2 separate regions of the Mus musculus genome follow, and region 2 is linked to region 1. The links are chromatin loops, found by intact Hi-C in ENCODE. Cell type or tissue: heart. All regions are shown on one strand.

Region 1 (5,000 bases):
TTTCTACCCACTCCTCCCTCCCTCCCCAGGGTGCACTGTGTTGAACCCTCTTTGAAGCTATATCCATCCTTTCTGTCTGAGGTGGGGCTTCCTCAGCAGCAGTGGACTAGTCTGAACCTATTGTAAACCCCAAAGTAGAGTCTTGTGCTATTAGAGTTAGGGGAAAAGACCTTTTTGTGGTTTCACCTAAGTCTGTAGTACTTTTCTGTGAGCATGTTTATCTCCTATTTTCAAGTCTGAAGCTTTTAAAGGAGCCCTGCGTATGAATCTCAATACCCTAATCTGAAATTATTTTGCTTCATCTTGAGACATGTTAACCTGTTGTCTAGAGAAAGGGTGAGATAAGAAGGAGGAGGAGGAGGAGGAGGTGGAGGAGGAGGAGGAGGAGAGGAAGAAGAAGAAGAAGAAGAAGAAGAAGAAGAAGAAGAAGAAGAAGAAGAAGAAGAAGAAGAAGAAGAAGAAGAAGAAGAAGAAGAAGGGAAGAAGAAGGAGAAGGAGAAGATGATGATGACACACAAGGAAAAGTGTGGTGGAGGGAAAAGATGGCTTCTACTTGGTCCCTTCGTGGAGGCTTGTGGGTTCGGAACAGCATTCTAGTTTCATGGTATGGTTTAGAGAGCACATGACCCACCCCAATGAGTCCAAGACTAAACAGTCCAGCTAACACTAATTTCATTAGTGTTGGTCCGTTCATTCATTCTTTCAACTTGTTCTGAAGCTCATAATTAGTTTATTCTTCATGACTTTAAAAAGAAGTGGCAACAGCCCAAGTGTTGGTGTCCATGTGTAATCTGAGTACTTGGGTGGGCGGGGGGGGGGGGGTCATTTGCAGGACAATGAGGAGTTCAAGGCCATCCCCAGCTGCACAGTGAAGGGAAGACTTCCTTTAAGTACTTAAGATCTGTCTCATAACCATACCAAATCAAACAACCAATAAGATAAATCAAAAAGAACCTCTACTCCCCCCAAAAGAAAACAAAACAAAAAGTCAAATAAAAATCAACCCCCCCCAGTATGTTTAGCTTTTTATCTCAGTAGATGCTAGAGGAACACTCAGAACTATTGATGAGTTGAAGCCAGTGGGAAGAGTTCACTATAAATGTTTTCTTCCGACGTATTTTGCGTGGCCAAACTAGGAGACAGGCAAGGATGCGAGAGGGTTGGGGAAGTGACTTTACACTTTTGATAAAGAATGACGGGTTACCACTGCAAACACCCAGCTCTTGAGTGAAAAAGCGAGCGAAGTCAAATAGCTCGCGGGTCAGGGCTCACTATCCTAGAGCCAAACTTTCTCCATGAATCCAGGTAGGTCACCGCGGAAAAGCTACAAAGGAGGAAACACTGGGTTAGGTACTATGTTGCCCAATTAATGTCGGCCTTGGAGTCACCTGAATCCTTCGAGCTACTGCACCCAGGGAGCAAGCTTCTCTTTTCAATTCGGTCATTTCCGTGGGGAATTGCGGCACGCGCAGGTCTTGGGTGTGGCGATATCCAGACAGAGCTCACATCTCTCGGATTTCCAGCTTCTAGCAAACCTACTCAGCCTAGAGAACCACAGACGATTCGGGCCTGCCTTCCTGCAACCCAGTGGCCGCGAATGACCGTGACCCTGTGGCCACTGCTCAGCACCAAAGCCAGGCTGCCGGCTCGGCGCGTGTGAGCTTCTCCCCAACTCGCTCTGCGCGGGGAGGCGGATCCCCTTCCCTGCGCACAAGTCCTTATATGCACCGGTTGCACCGGCCCGCCTTTACTCCAGCCCCACAAATAATTAATGGGGGAGGGAGGACGCTGCTGCCTTTTCCCGCTGCCTCTCCCCACCACCCTTTTCACCATTAGAGTATCTGAACGCAGTCAAGAAACCCCAAGATACGATCGAAGAGCCATTTTGGTGCACTGCACAAATTGGACACATTAAAAATATATATTCAGCATTCAGGCTCCTGCACAGAGAGGCTCAAAAACGGCTGTTTAGATTCAGCACTATTAACCCTCAAAAGCTGGGGCGGAAAGGGTGCGTACCCCTCCCCCACCCTGGCTAGTGGCGGAGGGACCCGGTCAGGAAGCGCGGCCTCTCCCCAGTCGGAGACCACGCCTCTCCCCCCCCCCCCACTCCTCCCAGGAAGCGGTGATAGACAGTTCTGTGTGGTTCTCCACCCCCACCTCCCAGCTGAGTGGAGGAGTTGATATGTCTCATTATAACAGCCAATGCAGCCGCCATCCACGCACAAGCAAAGAAGCATGTCCCATTTAAATACACCCACGCAGCCCCAGCGCCCTTAGCCGATCAGGGCGCGCAGCCCACACGCACCGCGGCTCCGGGCTTGGAGATCCGCGCAGGTCGGGCTCCGGGATCCCGCGGATCGACGCTCTCGGAAGATCGGGATCGGACTCTTGCTGGGGCCCGGGTGGGCGGGGGAGGCTGGGCCCCGGGCCTCTCTGGCGGACAGCCGCATGAGGACGCGAGCGAAATAGACCGGGGTGGAATTGCCAAGGAAGACGCTTCGGGGTGGTTTTGGTCCATTTCTCCCGCGAAGAGTCGACATGGCGAGCGACTCCCCAGCTCGCAGCCTGGATGAAATCGATCTCTCCGCCCTGAGGGTGAGCAGAACGTGTTTTTTCCTTTTTTTCCAATGGTCTAGGGCTGAAAGAGGGAACGTTCCCTGCCTTTCTGTTCTAATTCCGGGGCAGCCGAGGGGTTCTAGGCTGAGCCCCTACCCCTACAGCAGGGGCTGGGCTCCCCTTGTGCTCCTAGGCTGTTCCCGAGGTTCCGCAAGGAAGCTGGTAGAGCTTGTCAGTTTCATCTTCGATCGGTGTAAGAGCATTACATGAAAGGCTGGTGTGTGTGTGTGTGTGTGTGTGTGTGTGTGTGTGTGTGTGTGTGTGTGTACCCGGGCAACCGTCTCGTGCCAAGGCGCGAGACCCGACTGCTCCTTGCTGCAAAAGATTCTCTTGGAGAAGAAAGGCACTGGCCCTTCACGTTTGCCAGCTACCTGCAAGATGCCATCGTGAGCTAGCTGTCTCTACCAGCGGACCCTGCTGCTCCAATGGAGCAGTAATTGCTGCTCTGGGCTGGTCTTGTAGGTGCTAACTGACTCCCTTCCCGGCTTCTGTCTCCGGTGCTGGGGCTCCGGCTCAGCTCTTCCCTATATGCCAGTGTGCACTCACCTTTATCTGTGGTTTGAACTCAGCCCTGCCTATTCCTTCCCTCGGTGACTGTGACCTTTCAGTTTTATGGCTGAACTTCAGCAGGTGAAAGAGAAGCTTAACCGCTTCTCCTCACCACACCGGAACTCCCTGGAGAGATTGTGTGTGCGTGTGTGCCTGTGTGCCTGTGTGCCTGTGTGTGTGTGTGTGTGTGTGTGTGTGTGTGTGTGTGTGTGTGTGTGTGTGTGTGTCCCAGGTCTGTGAACAGTCCTTTGTAAAACATATTCCCTTCCCCGAGCCCGGCCGCTTTGCCTTTACCTAATGAAACACCTCAGACGTCGTTCCATTGTATTGAATAAGACTTTAGTGATCTAGAATCCATTTTGCTGTTGTTTGAAAATCAGACTGCCAGGAATCCCATTGCAGCCTCGACGCTTCCCCACCCCCACCTCTAATCCCAGCACACTCCTTCGGGGAAGGGGGCCGAGCGCTCTTGCCATTTTAATTAGATGCTGCCTGCCAGGAAGGGGGTGAGGAGGGGTGGTGGCCTTGGCAGCAGCAGGCATCTGAGAAAGATTGGACACCAATCTCAGTTCCACTAGTTTCTTCCTCTCCCGAACTAAAAATAAAATAAACAGCAAATGCATATGCTTGATGCCTGGAGGGTAGGTGAGACCTAAGAGATGGTGTCTCATCTCATGTCACCCACCGCCAGTAGGGGTGGAAGTTCAGTGGTTCTCCGGAACACATTGTTAGATTGATGCTAGAATCTTGAGGCCGTTTACCTGTGTCTACTAAAGCCTTCCTGCCCTTACATTTCTCTACAAATATTTTAAGGGGCTAGATACCTGTCTGATGGAGGTGATACTTTTTCTTCAGGCTCCACGAGTCTCTTTTCTTCCCTCTCCTTGAATCCTTGCCCCTTCCCATATCTTTTGGTAGAGAGAGAGAGGTGACAATTCAGAGAGACAACTCGAAGGTTGAGGACTGACTGCCCTATGAAACGGCCTGTTGTGCTAGTGGGGCAGCAGAAGCTCATTCATGCATGATTACAGTAAGCTGTCTGTTTTTCTGGTGCCCAAAGGCCACATTCAGAACCAGTGAGTAGCTAAGTGTGGGGGTTGGGAGCAGAGTGGGTGCTTTAAACAAGCGCGGCTTCCTCTTCACCCATGGTGTGTGCTCTACTTCTGTCTGGGAGTTGCTATGGTGTGAGTTAATCAGGTGGACCAGACTTGGAGAAGGAGGAGTGGCTAAGAGGTGGAGGCCTGAACAATGAGGCAGCCTTGTGATATAGCTGAGCAGGAATCTTAGCATCCTTCTCCCTGATATGATTTTTAAGTTGGGGGGCTGGGAGGAGGGGACTAGCTCCTGTGGGCAAGGTTTTCTGAGATACCAAGCACAGAGCACCTTGATGCATACTTGAGGAAACTCCCGGGCTCTGCTATGTGTATGTGGAACAGATATCTTTGTATGATTTACTGAGATTGCTCTTTGTCACCCAAGAAGCCCAATGAATTCTCTGCCTGCACTGGTGTGTGCAAAGAGCTAGGATAACAGCTACTCCCAGTGTCTGGGGGAGCTATTGGCTGGAAGACTTACATGCAGATGGGCAGACAGTTGTACTCAGCAGGCCTGGGAGCGTCAGGCAGTCTTGTGGTAGGCTAGGTGTGCAGGTCCGTTTGTCTCCGAGGGCCAGTAGGTGATGCCCACAAATGGAAGCGTAGATGGTGGCTGCCTTCCCAGATTTGGAGAGGTTGGTTCCTAAGCTTGCAGAGAAGTCCTTCTGAGGAAACCCTGACCCTGAATTGCAGGCAAGGTCAGTGGTGCAGCCCTGTCAGCCCCTCGACATCCCTGTG
Region 2 (5,000 bases), 280 kb after region 1:
CAAACCCTTAGGTCTTGATTTCTATTTTGTGTGTGTTATCATTTGTGGCCATGAAGGCTTTTACCAAACTCCTACTTCTTTTGATCTCAGGGGAGCCTTGGTATAATCAAATACTACAATTTGTGATTTCCTCACTGGTGTATGTATCTACTTAATAATTAAATTTAAAAGTAGGCATTCGAGTTATAGAAATGGTAGAAGGGACCCAAATGCCCATCACCAGAGGAAAAGATAAAATGTAGAAATGGAAATTTAGTGGAAAATTATCCAGCATTAAAAAGGAAGAAAACTGTGACATACGTTACAGCCTGACTGAACTCTGAGGGCCTTATGTTATGTGAAATAAGATGTATTCTGTATAATTTTGCTTTTACAGGAGAGGGGAGTGTCCTAGGGATGGGAGCAGGAGGATGACTGGGTAATGTGTGGGACATAGGTTGTTAATGCTCAATGGTATAGAACCTCGCTGGCAGAAGATGAAAATGTTCCGGGGATGGATGGGGTGAGAATGATGCCATCTTAAAGGCTTTACTGGGCCCAGAAAATGTGCATAAAAGTGGATAAAATCTCTCCTAATAAAGTTACTCTTGCTGTAATAAAACATCATGGCCAAAGGAAATGGGTTAAGGGAAGGATTTATTTCAGCTCACAACTCTCAGGTCACACTCCATTACTGATCAAAGTCAGCATAGGAACTCAAGGCAGGAACCTGGAGGCAGGAGCTGAAGCAGAGGCCATGGAGGAGTGCTGCTTACTGGCTTGCTCCGTGCTACTTGCCTAGTTTGCATTTTTATCCTCCTCATGACTGCCTGTCCAGGGATGGTTCCACCCGCAATGGGCTAGGTCCCTCCATAATCATCTATCAAGAAAATCCCCTACAGACTTGCCTACAGGCAACATGATGGAGATGTTTATCTCAACTGAGTTTCTTCTCTATGCAGTGATAAACATAGTGATATCTCTATACAGAATAAACCAGATGAAATCATAACATTTATGTTATAGATACACTTTACTGCCTGAAGAACGCACATTCATTTTACCCTCACATCCAATCTGAGGTTCTAATTTATTCAACTGTCTTCTCATTAGTGGATTTTGGAGTGAGTGCCCAGCTTGACCGAACTGTGGGCAGGAGGAACACGTTCATCGGGACTCCCTACTGGATGGCACCAGAAGTCATTGCCTGTGATGAGAACCCGGATGCCACATATGATTTCAAGGTATGAGTTGGTTGGGCTGTGAAGCCATGTCCAGCCCCTTGTCCTCAGTTTTTCAGGGGATGATCCTCACAGGCACCTGCATGTGGCTTACACAAAAGGAGATTTGAAAAATGGTATCTGGATCTAAGATTGTAAGATACTCAAGTAATAACTGTTTCATAATGAATTTACCCACAGTATTTGGTTTCCTACTTACAAAATGATATTGAAATTATTTTCTATGCTTTTGAATGTATTCTTCTTACTCTTGAGAAATAGAGCAGGTTTGTGTTGTTGGTTATAGTTTCGTTTTGGCAATATTTATATTCTTATTTTTATCCTTTTTCATCTAATAAGTCTTTTGATTCATTTTTAATGATGCATAAAATTATTCAGCTCACAACTCTCAGGTCACACTCCATTACTGATCAAAGTTAGCATAGGAACTCACATTTGTACTCACATTTGTACTCACAATACACATTTGTAGCAGATGTGCAGCTTGGTCTTCATGTGGGTCCCCTAACAATTGGAGAGGGGACTGCCTCTGACTCTGTTGCCTGCCATTGGATCCCTTTCCCCTAACAGGACTGCCTGGTTGGGCCTCAGTGAGAGGATGTGCTTAGCCCTGCTGGGACTAGATGTCCCAGGGTGGGGTGGTACCCAAGCTGGGTCAGTACCCAAGGTGGGGCTTCCCCTTCTTCTTGGAGAGGGAGAGGGAGTAATGGGGGAGGGATTTGTAAGAGCGGGACTGGGAGGAAAGGAAGGAGTAGGAAGCTGTGATTCAGATGTAAAGTGGATAAAAAATATGTTATAGAAAGAAAAATATTCCATCTGTGCATACGAAAGGGGTTTCAGGCATTACTTCTATATATGCACAATATTTAAATCAGGATTAATATATTTGTCTAAACATCATCTTTTAAAGTGGAAAGTTTCAGAGGGCCTGAAGAGATAGCTCAGTTGGCAAAGTACCTGCTTCTGAAGCAGAAGGCCCTGAGTGAGTCTTCCCGAAGCCACACAGAAGGCAGTCATGGTGATGCAGGCTCGTAGTCCCAGCTCTGAGGAGAATCCCAGCCTTTCTAGCCAGCCAGCCTAGCAAGGTCCAAGCCAATGACTGACCCTGTATCAAAATTCAAGGCTTCAGAGAAATAATAGCCAAGACTGACATCTGTCCGACCCATGAAGGTGCAGACACACATATGCCTGCACACCCATGCTCAGTCACAAAGGTCTTCTAGCTTTCTCAAATGGGCTGCACACTATTGTAACTCTCTGTGGCTTCTGTGCCACAGCACTGAGGAACTCCTTGCTTCTACCAAACAAGAACACAGCGTATACTGGTCAACCTATTTATTCCACGCCCAAGCTAATATTCTCAAGGCTTCCTATGTTAAACCAAAATACAAATATCGGGGGCATCTTTTTATAGTTAAATGGCAGCAAGTTCCTCGTTTCTACGGGCTCACTGTAGATACTTCGTAGTTTCTTCTCTGTAGGAGAGATGGAGTAGAATGTAGGTCTATGCCTTGGCTTTCCTCTAGTGTGACTTGGCATCTCACAGAATTTTGATGGATCCCTTGTCACATTCAGTAAGCTTCTCCCGGCAGCCCTCCTTCATTCATCCCAACACAGTGACACGAGTCACAGTCATAAAGCCCCTCAAGAGCTGCAGCGTCTGGTGACATTGCTGCTGCATAAATCCCTGTTAAGAGAAAGTGAAACTGTGGACAGTGAGAGCTAGGGCCAGTTCAGAGTTCTCAGGCTAGGCACTAGGCAGAGAGACACCCTGTGGGCAAAAGGCGATACTACCTGGGTTTGCTTTGTTAGCTCAAGGACCTTCCCTCAAAATCCTACAAAGGGGGAAACTGGGGCCAGGTCTTCACAGGTGCATACCCAGTTGGTGACATTCTCTGAACTTCAACTTGAACATGAGTCTCCCAACTCTGCTCAAATCTCGGTAGTCACTTGTCCCACCCTGCAAAGGAGGGTCTCTTGTGGATTTGTGTGTTCTGTATTATATTATTATTTGATTGGTCTGATTTGCCTTTTTAAATGACTATGTTAAAAAAATTAAGATAAGTCAGCATCAAAAGGGCCTCTCTATGAAAAGAATCTGTGGGGTTCTTTTTTATTGCAGCCTCGTCTTGTGTGGTAGTTGCCTAGCTTCTGTATAAATCTCATATTTCTCATCCAAATAGTACATTTGAGGAATTTCTCTCTTAAAGTTCACTTACTTCTCCCCATTTGGTTACTGTTTTTAATCAGGTGAGCTCCATGCAAACACTGAAGTCTTTGAGAGCCAGTGTCTCCGAGCATTGATGAAATCATTCGCCTCTTTAGAGAAATGCAAGCTCGAAAACATAATAATCACCCTTCTTCCCTCAAAGTTAGTCCCTCTAATGACCTGACGGCAATCTGTCTGAGAGCAGCTGCCTCGTTAAAAATTAATCCCCTGCCAAAATAAATGTCATTTATTTAAACTGCTAATGATCAGCACATTTGAATAATTCCATTTGCAAATCCGAGAGAGGATGCACTACAAAATATATATCCCAGACGAGATATGCATATTTTAATTGGCTGTAAGCAACTCTTCAAACTGTGGTCGTATTTAACACGTGTTAACTAGTTTACATCTGTGCCATAGATAATTTGAAGCACTTCAAAATATACCAGGAGGGAACTGGAGGGTTGGTTCAGAGGTTAAGAGCACTTGTTGCTCTTGGAAGACCCAAGGGTTCAAAATACCAGAATCCACGTGGTGCATCTCACCCATCTTTAACTCGAATTTTAAAGGACCCAGTGTCCTCTTCTGACCTCCCAGGGCACCAGGCACACACATGGTGCACAGAAACAACATGCAGAAAATACCAATACACATAAATAAATAAAACTAAATTTTAAAATAAGACTAGTTATACAAGGAAGAACCAGAGTGTCTAGATTTTCACCCCTGACTTAATCTTTTAAGTGGGCTATATTTATGTGCAGTGTATTTGTTTGAAGAATAGACAAGACCTCTGTGGCTGATTTGTTTTTAGGAGAGTACCTAGAATAAGCTTTTCCCTTTGGCCAATCCAGAGCTTGGAATTGAGTTCAAATCTTGGACTTCTTTCCTCAGACAACTGCTAAGAAATTCTGTTTAGAGATGATGTGATACCAATATGTAAGAATAATTTTTTTTTTTTACAAAAAGAAGTCTTAAAAGGGTCCTCACAGAGAAAACAGGTCCAACAATGTCAGTCATTTAGACTGTACTGTGAACTTCTTTATAAAGATAGCTATGCACATAAGTTGTTCAAAGAAAACTCCATGCCTAGGCTGTGATTTGTGCTCTTCACCCGTCAAGAGGAAAAGCAGCTTGTCCGAAGAGCTGATGGAAAGGATGAAGTAGAAAGGAATACTGGGGAGTGGCAGGGATTTTATTTTGATGACTTCATGATTTTACTCAGAACCAGAGAAGATGGAGATCTTTACAGCCTCTCCATTACTCTATTTTACCTTGTGCCCAGGAATGTGGTCTGTCAGCAGGAGACTACTTGACAGCAAGTTGACTTTGAAAGTATCTAATCAATCACTCTGGGTGTGTACTTAATGAACTCCCACTGTGTGTGTGTCTGTGTGTGTCTGTGTATGTTTGTGTATGTGTGTGTGCACCCACATGCGCATGAGTGTGTGTGTGTGTGTGTGTGTGTGTGTGTGTGTGTGTGTGTGTGTGTGTGTGTAGTTAGCTGAGCTGTCTCTGTATAACCCATTTCCTAGTGGAGCATTCACCAGAGACCTATGATGCTCCAG

The links. A loop is a pair of places that touch in the nucleus more often than their neighbours do. Peaks named below come from ENCODE experiments on the same cell type or tissue, not always from the same donor. Only the 100,000 strongest peaks of a DNase experiment are listed, where the experiment ranks them.
Region 2: it touches region 1 in a loop (2.2-fold over the local background); 13 of 42 quality-filtered maps call a loop at or near these places.

Annotation. Positions count from the first base shown.
Region 1 is chr3:28,261,102-28,266,101 of GRCm38, forward strand. Tnik (TRAF2 and NCK interacting kinase) reads left to right here and starts at 2,113. Exons shown (of 33, transcript NM_026910.1): 1 at 2,113-2,598. The coding sequence starts at 2,542. In heart, no CTCF peak of the experiment used is centred here; DNase peaks (open chromatin) are centred at 1,670 and 2,230; H3K4me3 peaks cover 3,428 bases; H3K27ac peaks cover 2,426 bases; H3K27me3 peaks cover 279 bases.
Region 2 is chr3:28,540,876-28,545,875 of GRCm38, forward strand. Tnik (TRAF2 and NCK interacting kinase) reads left to right here. Exons shown (of 33, transcript NM_026910.1): 7 at 1,093-1,223. Among named protein-coding and RNA genes, the nearest start is that of Mir466q, 120 kb to the left of the region's middle. In heart, a CTCF peak has its summit at 3,002; a DNase peak (open chromatin) is centred at 2,866.